Linked DNA regions of Homo sapiens: region 1 is linked to region 2. Evidence: chromatin contacts called from ENCODE Hi-C data. All regions are on one chromosome and are shown on one strand. The core of a region is the stretch at or near the end of the contact, and the rest is flanking DNA. Distances in the headings are between cores, read along the strand shown. Region 1 holds the start of PLS1 (plastin 1). Region 2 holds the start of GK5 (glycerol kinase 5).

The links. Hi-C counts contacts between places; a loop is a spot of excess contacts on that map. Pooled maps may share reads with other maps.
Region 1: a loop to region 2 is called in a map of CD4-positive, alpha-beta T cell, with 5 times the contacts of the local background. The contact joins the promoter of PLS1 here to the promoter of GK5 in region 2. A Hi-C loop is called at or near these places in 2 of 168 maps with a recorded cell type or tissue (CD4-positive, alpha-beta T cell and CD8-positive, alpha-beta T cell) and 8 of 50 pooled maps.

What each region holds. Positions count from the first base shown.
Region 1 is chr3:142,594,965-142,597,664 of GRCh38, forward strand. PLS1 (plastin 1) reads left to right here and starts at 1,429. Exons shown (of 16, transcript NM_001145319.2): 1 at 1,429-1,545. It overlaps PLS1-AS1 (PLS1 antisense RNA 1), which reads right to left. Exons shown (of 4, transcript XR_001740938.2): 4 at 945-2,333. RefSeq lists an enhancer at 1,485-1,724.
Region 2 is chr3:142,224,197-142,226,896 of GRCh38, forward strand. It overlaps GK5 (glycerol kinase 5), which reads right to left and starts at 1,389. Exons shown (of 16, transcript NM_001039547.3): 1 at 1,113-1,389. The coding sequence starts at 1,259. RefSeq lists silencers at 923-1,142, 1,333-1,572.

The sequences.
Region 1 (2,700 bases), core at 179-2,678, 370 kb after region 2:
TTTGTACTTCATATAAGTGGGATTATACAATATGTTTTGTCTCTAGCTTCTTCAACTCAGCATACCGATTTTGAGAGTTATCCATATTGAGTCCTGTGTGAGAGTATTTCTTCTTTTTTATTGTTGAGTAGTATTGCATTGTATAAATATACCACAATTTGTTTTTTCATTTACATGTTGTTGGACAGTTGGGTTCCTTCTGGTTTGGGGCTTTTGTGAAAAACAGCTGCTATGAGCATTCCTGTTCAAGTTTTTGTGTAAGCATATGTTTTAATTTCTCTTGGATAACATCTAGGAATGAAATGGCTGGGTCATATGTTAGATGTATGTTTACCTTTTAAGGAAATATTTTGCTTTATTTTGTGAGAACTTACTTAACTCCCCTTGCATATCTAGATAAATAAGTATCAGATAAGGATACTAAATTTACCAGATTCTCTAGGTGGCAGGTGGGAAAAATCAGATAAGAATACTAAATTCACCTGATTCTCTAGGTGGCAGGTGGGAAAAATTCCTTATCTTCCCTCTCCATGGCCCACCTACTTTCATAGTTCATTGCTCGTCCAATTTGTTTGAGTTCTTAAAATAATTTCAACTTCCCCCCTTTATTTTTTCTATTGTTACCATCTCAGGGTTGGTTGGGTGCCTATTCTGTATTGGATATTGTGTTAGGCGCAGAAGGGGCACGTGGGACTTTGAGTTAAAGGGGCAGCAAAACCTTGTTCTGTTCTCTGGACTGAGTTGGACAGACCACAACTACGGATTATGCTTCAGGCAAAGTATGTGAGAACTCTTGAGGCAGCATTCCATTTACCTGACTCACATGCGAGAGAAAATATCCCACTTTTGTTTGAGTGTGGGCTTTAGTTATATATTTATTTTAATCAGGTGTGGCTGTTAAAGGAAAAGGAAGCAATCCGTGAAACAAACGGAAAAAAAAAGAGTAGGGGAGAGAAACAAGTCTTCCTTTAATAACGTATACCTTTCCTTTTGACCAGCAGGTCCCAAAGTGTGGTACCCAGACTAGTAGCACCAGTTTTCGCTGAGAACATGTTAGAAATGGGAACTGTCGCGCTACGCTCCAGACCTAACTGAATCGGAAACTCAGTTTCCGGGTTTGGGATCTGTGATTTAAAAAGCTCTCCAGGTGATTCTGATCCACGCTCAAGTTTGAGAACTGCTGTGCTAAACTCATTCCCAGGGTGTAGGTGGTCATCTTTAGACTTGGGTAACTGTGGGCGGTAGAGATAACGTTGCCGCAGCGCCCGTCCACCTCTCCCCATCCACGCTCCCAGCGCCTGCAACTCCTCTTTCACCCTTAGCCTAAACCCAGGTTCTGGGCTTCCCTTTCCCTCCCCTGGGAGCCGCAGGCAAAACGCGGCAAGTGGATTCAGAGTTTGCGGGCCCGGGTGCCGGCCGAGCATGCGCAGTGGCGCGAGCGCAGCGGCTACGCGGGCGCGGAGAGGTAGCCGCAGAGTGGACCTGCAGGTACTTGGATCTCCAGTGGGAGCTGCCCTCTCGAAGGCAGGACAGCGGTGGCGGCAGGTACGCGGGGGTGGGGATAGGGCCCAAAAGGAAGGCTGGACAGACAGATGGAAAGCGAAGCGTTACTCCTTTGGGGGCGCGCGGCGGCTCGGGGGCAGTATCTCCGGGTCCCCTCGCTCGCGTCTCGTCTCCTGGCTGTGCAGTGTGGCGCCCGCCGTCCTCTGGGCACGCTTCTGCCCAGTCCCGGCAGGCAGTGCCCGCAGGTGTTAAATCGCGTATTTACACTGCTTAAACAATAAGCCTGTTAACTGAATTGTGATTCTATGCAATGAAATAAGGTATTTCATTAAGTTTTCTTCTTTCAACTTTGGGTGGCTGCCGGTGAGGCTTTCTGAACCAGCCTGTTTTGTTTTAATTCTGGGACTGGTTTATTTGCCTTTGGCCTTTTGGTGCATAGGATCAATAGGGCTGTAGTGAAATCCCATCCGTGCTGTTTTTGGTACCTTTCCTGGAGCATAGGGACCTCTGGATGCGGCATAAAAATGTCAGTTTTCAGCGAATTTCACTGCCAAAAAACTTTCCGTGTTTCAGCTGCATTTTCAAGTGGAGACTTAAAAAAATTTAAGATTTCTCCCTAACTTTTCAATTATTACTGTATTTCGGTCTTCATTTGGTACTATTAAAAGGAAGCGGTCGTTTAGATGAGTAACAGAATTCTCACTTTTCCTCCTTTACTTACTTACTATGTCACATTTTATGGCTTATACCGTGATATCTTTCCCTCCAGCCACGGTGTTGGATACACTTGTATGAGGCTTCAGCTGTGCTGCATAAATTTCTTGAAGAACCTGTGAGCCAGAAGCAAAATTTCAGGACAGGGGGCACACACTGAACTTGAAGCAAGTACTTTTACACCCCCCACCACCTTTGTAATCAGCTTTCCTTTAAGTTGAATTATGTAATGAAATTCTATAGTAAAGTGTTAATGTGTAATGTGGAGGCATATATATATATAGAGAGAGAGGTAGTAAGTTTAGGAAGAGGAAATTTTAAGTTCAGGAAGAGAAACCTATATGGAAAGGGAATACAGGTATCCTGCCCCCCTTCATTCCTCCCATGATAAATGTTTTAATGGCAGAAATAATATACAGCTGGTCTAGTTTTGGCTGTAGAGACCTTTGAGGTCAGCCAGTTCAGCTGCTTCAGTTTACAAAT
Region 2 (2,700 bases), core at 139-2,638:
GAATTTCCAGACCAGCCTGGGCAACATGGCAAAATCCCATCTCTATTAAAAAATACAAACAAATTTAGCCAGGCATGGTGGCCCCTTGCCTGTAGTCCCAGCTACTTGGGGGGCTGAGGTGGAAGGATCACTTGAGCCCAGGAGGTCAAAGCTGCAGTGAGCCGAGATCACAGCACTGCACTCCAGCCTGGGTGACAAAGTGAGACCCTGTCTCAAAAGAAAAAAAGGAACAACAATAAGAACACCATAACAAATAAATATTATTTTTGGTGCATTGACAATTGTGTATAAATCAACACTTCATTAATATGAGAACAGAAGGATATCAATTTGTTGGTTGCTGACCAATATTATCAACAATTCAAGGCTTTACTAACAACCAACCAATGATTTGGCAGGTCTCTCAAACGAGGGGAAATAAAGAATTTTATGAATTCTCAAAGATGGAAAATAGAAAACTGATGACCACACAGCCTTCAAAACTTGCCCAATACCTCTAATATCCACGGCAATCAGTTGCTCACGTAAGGAACCAGCATTTTGTGGAGTAGTAGTTAATAAAGATGACAAGTGAAGAATAGAGAATAAACTTAAATTCTACAAAGATATGAAAAGTTATTGAGGCACAAGTCCAAAGGCTATAATAAAGAAAAAAGAAAAAAAGTTTTGAAAAATTAAAATGTAAATAAAGATGTGGTGGGAGATCTATCAGGGAAGTGCAGGAAGAACCAAGCAACTCACAAACCACCCTCTGGCTGGATGTGCACAGCCTGCCCAGTCCCGTCCGGCGAGTCACCTCAGTCCCATCCAGGTAAGGCCGGACAGGTGGCTCCCCAGGTGGCAAGAGGCAAGCGAGCGGCCCAGGTCATACACCGGGCCCCTGGCACCCTCAGCCTGGACAGGAAGGGCGCGCGGGATTCAGCCCAGACGAGGGAGGGAACGCGAAGACTCAGCCGGTCTGGGCGCGCCGTTCTGGCCCCAGGGCCCGCGGGTGCTGCAGGTGGCCGCGTCCAGGGCGGTAGGTGGGGCCTGCCCGCTCGCCTCCCGAGGCCGGACCCCGGGACTCAGCGAAACCCAGTCAGACCCGCGCCCCACGCCCGCCCCCAAGTCACCTTCTGCACGCTGGAGCCGCAGACCCGCGCCGCCCGGTCATAGACGTGGCAGCGGATCACAGAACTGCCCACATCCAGCCCCAGCACGAAGCCGGGGTACCGCGGCTCCTGCGCTCTCTGCTCCGGGTCCGTGAGCAGCCCCGACATCCCGATCCCGCACGCCTCTCCGCTACAGCCGCCTACCCAGAGGGCGCGCTACAAATCCCAATGCTCCAGAGTCCCCGGGCGGCCCAACCCGGGCCCCAACCCGGCTCAGCCGGAGAGCCTAGAGAGGCCTGGCCCCTGCCGCCGGCTCCACCCCGACGCCGTGACGCCACGGGCGCGCGCCGGCGGCCGCGCGGGAGGGGTGGAGGTGAGCGGGTTTGCGCCGTGATCTGCAGCCCCAGATCGCCAGCCATGCTCAGCCTCCAGTCGCCGGCCGCGGTTGGATTGACTTGGCCCTTAACTCTTGTTTTTTTTCTTTTTGAGACGGAGTCTCACTCTGTCGCCCCGGCTGGAGTGCGGTGGCGCGATCTCGGCTCACTGCAACCTCCGCCTCCCGGGTTCAAGCGATTCTCTTGCCTCAGCCTCCCGAGTAGCTGGGATTACAGGCGCGCTCCACCACGCCCGGCTATTTTTGTATTTTTAGTAGAGAAGGGGTTTCACCATGTTGATCAGGCTGGTCTCGATCTCCTGATCTCGTGATCCGCTCGCCTCGGCTTCCCAAATTGCTGCGATTGCAGGCGTGAGCCACCGAGCCCGGCGGCCCTTAACTCTTAATTTTTTCTTTTGCTTCTCCAGCTTCCTGAGAGGCAGCGCCAGCGTTTCTCTTAACCCTAGCTACATTTGAAGAATCTCTGTTAAAGAAAAATAGCTACCCCATATGCTAATCGTAAGGAGAGAAGTATAGGCTAGTTTATATAAAAATCTCAAAAAGTTTGGAGGTGCCATAAGGCACATTTATTCATTTCTCAACTATGATTATGACTTGAGGGTTGGAGAAATTTTTATCTGAGTAACTTTGGCAGACTAACCTGTGTCTGCGTTCGTGCAGAATTTTTCAAGCTTAAAACATTTGTAGAGGTCACTACCATATATAGTTTCCATTTTTTTGCTAACATTTTGGGTGCGACTTTATTTCAGTATTATTAAATGCACAGCCATTGAATATGCTAGAGTTAAATGAAATAAAGTGCTGTTTTTCAAAAATGAAATAAAACAAGTGACATAAAAAATTCAAAATTTGGCCAAAAGTATTAATATTTATTAACAAACTGAGAGCTCCCCACGACTTCTCTTCCCAGAAAACCTGGTAAAGTTTGCACACAATACAAAGCGGTAAATATTTGCCAAATGAAATACAACGCAAGGAAGAAGACTTTTCTCAGCCCTCTAGTGGGAAAGAAAGGAGAAAGCTTAAGGTGGCTGCTTTGACCATCACACTCCACTCCAGCGGTTGCTTTTTTTTGGAATCTGAAAGCCTCACAGAGACCCTTTACCTTTTGTTGCTGCCCAAGGGGATGGGCTCATCCAGACACTTGGCCAAAAGGAACAAGGTGTCCTGTGGAAATTTCGAGATTCTTGCGGCTTAGGTTCCTGGGCCTGGAGC